Linked DNA regions of Homo sapiens: all the other regions are linked to region 1. A link is a contact called in ENCODE Hi-C or POLR2A ChIA-PET data. All regions are on one chromosome and are shown on one strand. The core of a region is the stretch at or near the end of the contact, and the rest is flanking DNA. Distances in the headings are between cores, read along the strand shown.

Evidence for each region. Hi-C counts contacts between places; a loop is a spot of excess contacts on that map. ChIA-PET counts read pairs that join two places held with the same protein, here RNA polymerase II (POLR2A). Pooled maps may share reads with other maps.
Region 2: a pooled map shows a loop between it and region 1 (17-fold over the local background). The contact joins the promoter of ATP6V0A2 here to the promoter of KNTC1 in region 1. A Hi-C loop is called at or near these places in 1 of 37 single-sample maps with no recorded cell type and 11 of 50 pooled maps. POLR2A ChIA-PET finds 5 or more read pairs at or near these places in 2 of 52 experiments (GM12878 and activated CD4-positive, alpha-beta T cell).
Region 3: a loop to region 1 is called in a map of CD4-positive, alpha-beta T cell, with 5 times the contacts of the local background. The contact joins the promoter of DDX55 here to the promoter of KNTC1 in region 1. A Hi-C loop is called at or near these places in 4 of 168 maps with a recorded cell type or tissue (CD4-positive, alpha-beta T cell, gastrocnemius medialis, naive thymus-derived CD4-positive, alpha-beta T cell and 1 more), 1 of 37 single-sample maps with no recorded cell type and 10 of 50 pooled maps. POLR2A ChIA-PET finds 5 or more read pairs at or near these places in 3 of 52 experiments (CD4-positive, alpha-beta T cell, activated CD4-positive, alpha-beta T cell and naive thymus-derived CD8-positive, alpha-beta T cell).

What each region holds. Positions count from the first base shown.
Region 1 is chr12:122,525,991-122,528,508 of GRCh38, forward strand. It overlaps KNTC1 (kinetochore associated 1), which reads left to right and starts at 1,259. Exons shown (of 64, transcript NM_014708.6): 1 at 1,259-1,361. RSRC2 (arginine and serine rich coiled-coil 2) reads right to left here and starts at 946. Exons shown (of 10, transcript NM_023012.6): 1 at 858-946. The coding sequence starts at 863. RefSeq lists an enhancer at 626-1,085.
Region 2 is chr12:123,711,091-123,713,608 of GRCh38, forward strand. It overlaps ATP6V0A2 (ATPase H+ transporting V0 subunit a2), which reads left to right and starts at 1,263. Exons shown (of 20, transcript NM_012463.4): 1 at 1,263-1,592. The coding sequence starts at 1,476. LOC105370042 (a long non-coding RNA gene) reads right to left here. Exons shown (of 3, transcript XR_945477.4): 3 at 1,676-2,518. RefSeq lists a silencer at 1,088-1,637.
Region 3 is chr12:123,600,839-123,603,356 of GRCh38, forward strand. DDX55 (DEAD-box helicase 55) reads left to right here and starts at 1,261. Exons shown (of 14, transcript NM_020936.3): 1 at 1,261-1,418. The coding sequence starts at 1,311. RefSeq lists a silencer at 1,623-1,732 and an enhancer at 1,973-2,022.

The DNA.
Region 1 (2,518 bases), core at 9-2,508:
TTTTTGTATTTTTAGTAGAGACAGGGTTTCACCGTTTTAGCCGGGATGGTCTCGATCTCCTGACCTCGTGATCCGCCCGCCTCGGCCTCCCAAAGTGCTGGGATTACAGGCGTGAGCCACCGCGCCCGGCCAACGAAGGGTTTAAATTTAAAGGAACAAGGTCAGTGACAAGACTTAACTGTAACGCTTCTCGGACTTCAAATTGATTACATCACGGGCCACTTCGGAAACCGCGCATCAGTCAGAATTGGTAGTTCCACAACCTTTTAAGTTGAATTTTCACTCCCTTTCAGCAATACCTTCCTAGCTCGTTAATACACAATAATAAGGTTTACACGGACGAACACTAATTGAAATTATGCAACTAGAAGCATCTCATTGAGCGTACAAAAAAAAAAATAGCTACAAGTCGCTCTCTTCTCCCACACTACCCTTTACAGACACTGCCTTTTTGACCCAATACTTTTCAGAGACCACTCCTGATCGTCTTTCTCTTCCCCAGCCCCTTTCTCCACCGCAAATTCTCAGGCCCTAAAAAAAACTTAGAATAAATCACTAGCCAGGGTGAATAAGCGAAAATGGAGGAAGTTCAGTGAGGCGAAAGGAACGTAGGGTTGGGGAAGAGAGGAGGAAAGTTCTGGAAAAAAAAAGGCACTCCCTGCGGCTCCCCACCCCCACCAACACCGCCTTACTTCCCCCTCCCTACAGCAGGCAGCCATGATGGCGGGCGCAGAAGAAGGCCGCGGCGCCATTTTGTCTACACACATACACACGAACAAGGTTCTGGGAGCCGTTCACCCACTGTTGGAACGTAGCAGAAAAATATCCCTGGCTTTAAACTCAGATTCGGTACCTACCGCCATAGTTCAGAGTCCCGGCCGCTAGAGCGGCGCCTCCACTTGTCGCTTTCAACAGTACCGGCCGCTCCGAAGCTTCGCCTCAGACTAAATCGCTCGCGCGAGAGACCCGGATGGCACAAAGGCGAGGAGGCCCGGCGCGTCGCACAGCTTGCTGGGAGAAAAAGGGGCGGTAACAAAAGTTTCTATAACAACGCAATTCGAGGCGGTGATTGGGTGTTCTTTCATAGGGGAGTGTAAAGACCGTGAAGAGGGCGGGGCCAAGAATACACCCCCGGAATGCGCAGTCGGGAGAACGGAATGGGCGGAACTCAGGGTGGGGCAACTTCCTATTTCGAGTCTAAAGTAATCTTGGTCTCTTCCGGCCGCCGTAAAGGGGTTGGGTTTAGTGTTCTCCCGCCAATTTAAGCCTGTGGCATGGAACCTAAAGACTAGAGGCGGTTGTGTGAGTCAGGAAGAGGGGCCAGATATCTGAGTGTTCCTCTTTAGTTTCTTCAATTGCAGGTGAGGACGGGGAGCTGCGCTGTGTAGGGAACTGGGGGTGGGTTCAGGACGAAGTAGCTGCAGCCTCTGCTCAGTTCCTGTTGTTTTCCCCTTGACGCTGGCAGGAGAGAGGTTGGAGTCGGTTTTTGCTGGCGGCGATGTCCAGCGGAGAGCGTTTAAGTATGGAGGCCTAACTGACAAGTGTTTCATCTTGCTCATTCTCTCGTATTCGCGAATCTGTTCTGCATTCCGCCGCCAGAGTGATCTCAAAATTATAAAATCAGACCACTCGTTTGCTGAGTTCCCCTTCTACCCCTTGTACTGAGAATAAAATTCAATCTTGAGGTCGAGGTTTTATTGGACTCCACTGCTCTCTCCCTCACTGTCTTCTGCTTTTGCTTTGACCCGGCAGCAGCATCAAACGCTTCCTACCCAGCCTCCGAGTCTTTGCACTCTGTTCCCTCTGCCTACGTCGCGTTCCGCCTAAGTTTTGCGTACTTCTTGTTATTCAGGTCTCAGCTCAGATGTCACCTCCTTCCCTTCCCAAACAAATCCTTCTTCAGCGACGCCTCACCTTATCCATTTAATCACTGTTTCCTTCAAATCATTTAGCACTTTTTGTAATTATTTGTGCAGTTGCTTTTTTGTGGAGGTAGCATAACAAGATACGTATTAACAATTTTATTTTTGTCCGTTTTTCCCGCAAAAACATAAACTTCATAATGGCAAAGACATTTTGTGTTCTGTTCAAGCTATATTCCCAGTTCCTAGAAAGGTGTCTGGCACATAGTAAATAGGTATTCAATAAACATTTGTTGAATAAGTAAATATGGCAGTTACGGGCGGTTTCTCTATTTCACAGATGTGGGAAATTGAGACCCATAAAGGTATTCATTCCAACCTGTCCCTCCTTCTTCATCTCCTCACTCCCACCCAAACACCAGCCACTGAAACTTCTCTATTCTCCAAACATGTTTTGTTTCTGTTCCCTTGCTTATGCTCTTAGGAAGAACTCTTTAAACATTTATAAAACTATGATCTTCAATTCTCAGCCCAATAACAAATTAGCTAACACCTAAAATTGAATGTTTGCCATCAACCAAGCATTGTTCTGTGAACATTTAAAACTCAAAACATTTGGAGGCTGAAGCAGAAGGATTGCTTGAGCCCAGGAGATC
Region 2 (2,518 bases), core at 13-2,512, 1.2 Mb after region 1:
TAATTTCAGATGGTGGCAGGTGCAGTGAAGGAAATAGAACAAGGATGTGACTCCAGGGACAGTCTCAAGGAAGGGGATATGTAAGCAGAGACTCGACTGGGACAGCGGTGAGGTTGCGGCCTGGGGCGGGGGGCCACTGCTTCCCGGTCAGTGTGGGGAACACACACTGGGTGCTGTGTGATTCCATCGACAGGACAAGCCTGGAGGTGGCAAATTTAGCGAGACAAAATTGTCCTGTGGTGGCCAGGCCGGGCGGGAAGGGGAGACTGCAACTGAGCAGGAGGAGTCTTGCGAGGTCGGTGGGAAATGTTTGAAAACTGGATTGGGATGCTGGCTGCACACTCCAACTTCACGAAGAAGCCTAGGATCCCTCCGGGCGGCGGATCACGCCTGTAATCCTAGCGCTTTGGGAGGCCAAGGCGGGAGGATTGCTTGAGTTCAGGAGTTCGAGACCAGCCTGGCCAACATGATGAAACCCCTTCTCTATAAACATTTTAAAAACAAATTAGCCGGGTGTGATGGCGCGCGTCTGTAATCCCAGCTCCTCCAGAGGCTGAGGTGGGAGGATCGCTTGAGCTCAGGAGGTCAAGGTTGCAGCGAGCCGAGCTCGTGCTACTGCACTCCTCCCTGGGCCACAGAGGGAAACCCTATCCATAAAAAACCAGCAGCAGGGCCGGGCGCAGTGGTTCACGCCTGTAATCCCAGCACTGCGGAGGCCGAGGCAGGCGGATCACCTGAGCTCTGGAGTTTTGAGACCAGCCTGGCCAACATGGTGAAACCCCGTCTCTATTAAAAATACAAAAAAATTAGCTGGACGCGGGTGGCGCGCGTCTGTAGTCACAGCAACTGGGGAGTCTGAGGCTGGAGAATCGCTTGAACCTGGGAGACGGAGGTTGCAGTGAGCCGAGATCGCGCTACTGCACTCCAGCCTGTGGGACTGCGTGAGATTCCGTTTCTCTCTCTCTCTCTCTCACACACACACACACACACACACGCAGCAGCACAGGGTCGTGCACTAGGAACGGGTGAGCTTCGCGGCGTGCACACTCGGCGAGACTCCTCCAGGAAAGCCGGGGAGCCGCGCGGGATTTAGCTCTGCGTCCAGTCCGGCGGAGCGCCAGCTGCAGTGGTCGTACCCGCCGGGTTCGCGCTGGTTGGCCCTGCCGCCACGTCGTGCGGCGACAACCTCGGGCGTCCATTGGTCGGCCGGCGGGGGGGGCGGGACGCGGGGGCGGAACCGGAACCGGCAGTGGCTTGGGGGCGGGACCTCGCGGACTGCTGTGGCGGCAGCTGGAGCGGCGGCCGCGGTGGCAGAACCGGGGGCGGCCGCTGCAGTCTGGAGCCCCATAGTGCGGGGCCGCGGCCAGGCCACAGGAAGAGCTCGAGGCCCGGGCCGCACCGGCTGAGTGTGCGGGCCCGCGCGGCTCGGAGCCGCCGCCGCCCATCGAGCCCCTCCGGGCGCGGGTCGGCCCGCCATGGGGTCCCTGTTCCGGAGCGAGACCATGTGCCTGGCGCAGCTCTTCCTGCAGTCGGGCACGGCCTACGAGTGCCTCAGCGCCCTGGGCGAGAAAGGCCTGGTCCAGTTCCGAGACGTGAGTGTCGCCCGGGAGACGCGGGCCGCACCTGCTCTCCTGGCGCCCCCAATCCCGCGCATCGCTGGGGCCCTCCCGCGGGGAGCACCGAGGAAGGGCGCGCCCCGTCCCCATTGTCCAGACGGGGAAGATGACACCCCAGCTCAGCGGCCAAAGCTTCCCGGAGCGCGGGGCTGACTCCAGGGTCGCCGGCCGTCTGTGTGGTCGGCGGCTGCTCTGCCCCAGTTAGTTAGGATCGCCCGTGTGGTCTTCATCAGCTCCGGGCACCGAGCTCAGCGGGAGAACAAATCCCACAAAGGCCTCTTGGAGTCCTTTTGGAACTTTACGGGGGTTAGGGGGGCGCATTAACCAAATAAATAGGTCAACCAGAAAAGGTTTGCCATAAAGAAGAAACGGGGTGATGTGAAGGTGATTCGGGCGGGAGGTGAGTGTGAAGGGATTGTCGAGGAAGCCTCCCGGAGAAGGTGATATTTCAGCTGAGACCCAAATAGAAAGGAGCCAGCCGTGGGGAAGATCTGGGGAGAGGGTCCTTGTTGGAGGGAACAGGAGGAGCCCAGACAGAGCCAGAAATGGGAAGGAGCTGGATGTCATCTGCTTGAGGAGAGGGATTTTTGTGTTTTGGTCACTGATGCTTAATGCTGTACATACCATTGTGTGTAAGGACTTAAGAACTCAGTCATTGTTTGTCGAGTGGAAGCTGTCTCCCCAACAAGTAATAATAAACATTTGTTTGTCCATTTACTTGTTTATTGTTTGTCTCCACCAAGGACTGTCAACCTCTGAGAGTAAGTACCTTAACGCAGTCCTTGGCAGTCATTGGCATCGATAGGCATTTGTTGAATGAACAGACAAGCTTTTCTTGACTGCCCGCTATGTTCAGGCACTGTTTTTGGTGCTGGAGACTCGGTGGTGAGCAAGGCAGACAC
Region 3 (2,518 bases), core at 11-2,510, 1.1 Mb after region 1:
TGCCCGCTTTGGCCTCCCAAAGTGGTGAGATTACAGGCGTGAGCCACCGTGCCAGGCCAATAATTTCTTTATGGCCAGTTTTTTCACAGAAAGGTGGAGAGAGAGTAATATTTTTAGGTTTTATGGCTGACTGTGGAGAAAAGGGATTCCTGTTTCTATGCTCCGTCATGGGCAAGAGGGATTCTTGAGTTTCTATGGCTAGCCTCAGAGAATCAGAGATCAGAGAGGGAGCAGAAGGTCAGAGAGAAACTTGCTTCTGAGGCTGCCTCTGGGGCCTTCATTTTGGGGTTTCGTTTTCAGAGCCTCAACAGGAGCAAGCCATGCACATAGGTGGAGGAGATAGGCCCTCATAGAGGGCACATAATGAGTGGTCAATAAAAGTTTGCTGAGTGAAGGCCGGGCGCGGTGGCTCACGCCTGTAATCCCAGCACTTTGGGAGGCCGAGGCGGGCGGATCACGAGGTCAGGAAATCGAGACCATCCTGGCTAACACGGTGAAACCCCGTCTCTACTAAAAATACAAAAAATTAGCCGGGCGTGGTGGAGGGCGCCTGCAGTCCCAGGTACTCGGGAGGCTGAGGCAGGAGAAGGGCGTGAACCCGGGAGGCGGAGCTTGCAGTGAACCGTTATAGCGCCCAGCCTCCAGCCTGGGCAACAGAGCGAGACTCCGTCTCAAACAACAACAACAACAACAACAACAACAAAAACAGCTTTCTGAGTGAAGTTGTATGTGGACATGAATGGCCCAGGCAAACAGTGAACAGAGGAATGGGACAGTGTTCTTAGTTAGGACTCTGACCCTAACTTCCGGGAAAGTAAACCAACATTCAGGACGTACCGGCCATCGGACCGCAACATTCAGGACGTACCGGCCATCAGCGGGTGCCTGTTTTGCAGGGCTGCTAACCCGGGTCCCCGACACGTTTCTCTGCCCACGGTAGCCAGCCCCGCTGTCCTTCGGCCTGGACGCGGTCCTGTGCTGCCACCTGCCTCCGAGGGGCAGAGAAAGTGGGAGGGCCGGGCCAGAATCCCTCCCGCCAAAACTCCTGCCCGGTGCGGAGAGGCGCCCGGAGCCCAGGGCGCTGTGCGGAGCGGGTGTAACTCCCCAGGCCTGCCCCGCCGCCTGCCTCCACCGTCCCGCGGACGCCTTTCCTCCCTCCCGCGGCGTGGGAGCCTTCGCCGCGCTCCGGAACTCTGCTGCTCCAGCGAAGTTCCCGGCCGGCCGCTGGAGCTGCGGGAAGCGGAAGTGCTCGTTGGGGGTGCACAAGGCGCGTTCGAGCAGCGGCGACCGACGCGGCGAAGGAGCGCGCCATGGAGCATGTGACAGAGGGCTCCTGGGAGTCGCTGCCTGTGCCGCTGCACCCGCAGGTGCTGGGCGCGCTGCGGGAGCTGGGCTTCCCGTACATGACGCCGGTGCAGGTATCGGTTCCCTGGCGTGGGGGAGTGAGGCTGGGAGAGGGGCAGGCACCCGCTGCATCGGACCCACAGGAGGTGATCGGACAGATCTGAGCCCTGGGGCGCTCATCCCTCCAGCTGGGGCTCTTGCCTTGTCTCCAGCTGCCCAGACTGGCGGAATGCGGAGCTGCCCGGCCAGCGAGCCGGCAGAGGGGCCGCGACCCACCCCGCCCTCGGGTGCTGTGGTCTCAAGCCTGGTTCTCATCCTGGCCCTGCTCGCTGTAGCTGTGAGACCTCGGGCAAATGGCTTAACCTCTCCGTGCTTCATTTTCCTTCTCTGTGAAATGACGAAAAAATAACACCCTCCTTATGGGGTTGCTGTGGGGACTAAATAAACCAGTCGGCACACTATGGGAGCTCAGTAAGGGTTACCGTTGTTATGCATCTCTTCAAGAATATTTCTTGAGGACCTGCTATGTGTCAGGAACTCTTCTAGGCTCTGGGGAGTTTGCAGTATTGGCATCTGCTCATAGCCTTACTTTCTAGTGCAAGAGCTAGAGAAAGGATAATTTCAGCTGCTGGTAAGTGTTATGAAAGAACTAAGACGGTTGTGATAGTGTCGCGCGAGGACTGCAGAGGAGGTGAGATAGGGTGTTAAGGAAGGCCTCTCTGAGGAGGTGCATTGAGCTGAGACCTCAGTGATTGAGAAGGAGCTGGCTCTGAGGTGACTAGGGGGAGATTATTCCACTGGAGAGAAATACCAGTGCACATAAATGCCCTGCGGCAGGCTGCAAATAGTTTGAGCAGCAGAAAGGAGGCCTTTGTGGCTGAACATCAAGAGTAGTGTAAGAGATGGATTGTGCAGGGTCTTGTAGGCGCTTGGATTTCATTCTAAATGTAGTGGGAAGCCATCTTATCTGGGAGGATGTTTAGGAAGGGAAGGGCTGTGATTTCTCTGTAGAGAGTGGCCTTTCCAGGCATAAGAGATGAAGCAGGCAGGTCGCTTAGGAGGCCATTGTCAGGTAAGAGATGATGGTGACTTGGAGTAGGGTGGAACCAGTGGATACTGAGAAGTCACATTTGGGATAGCTTTAAGGTTGCTAAGGGACTGGAAGTGGAGGTTA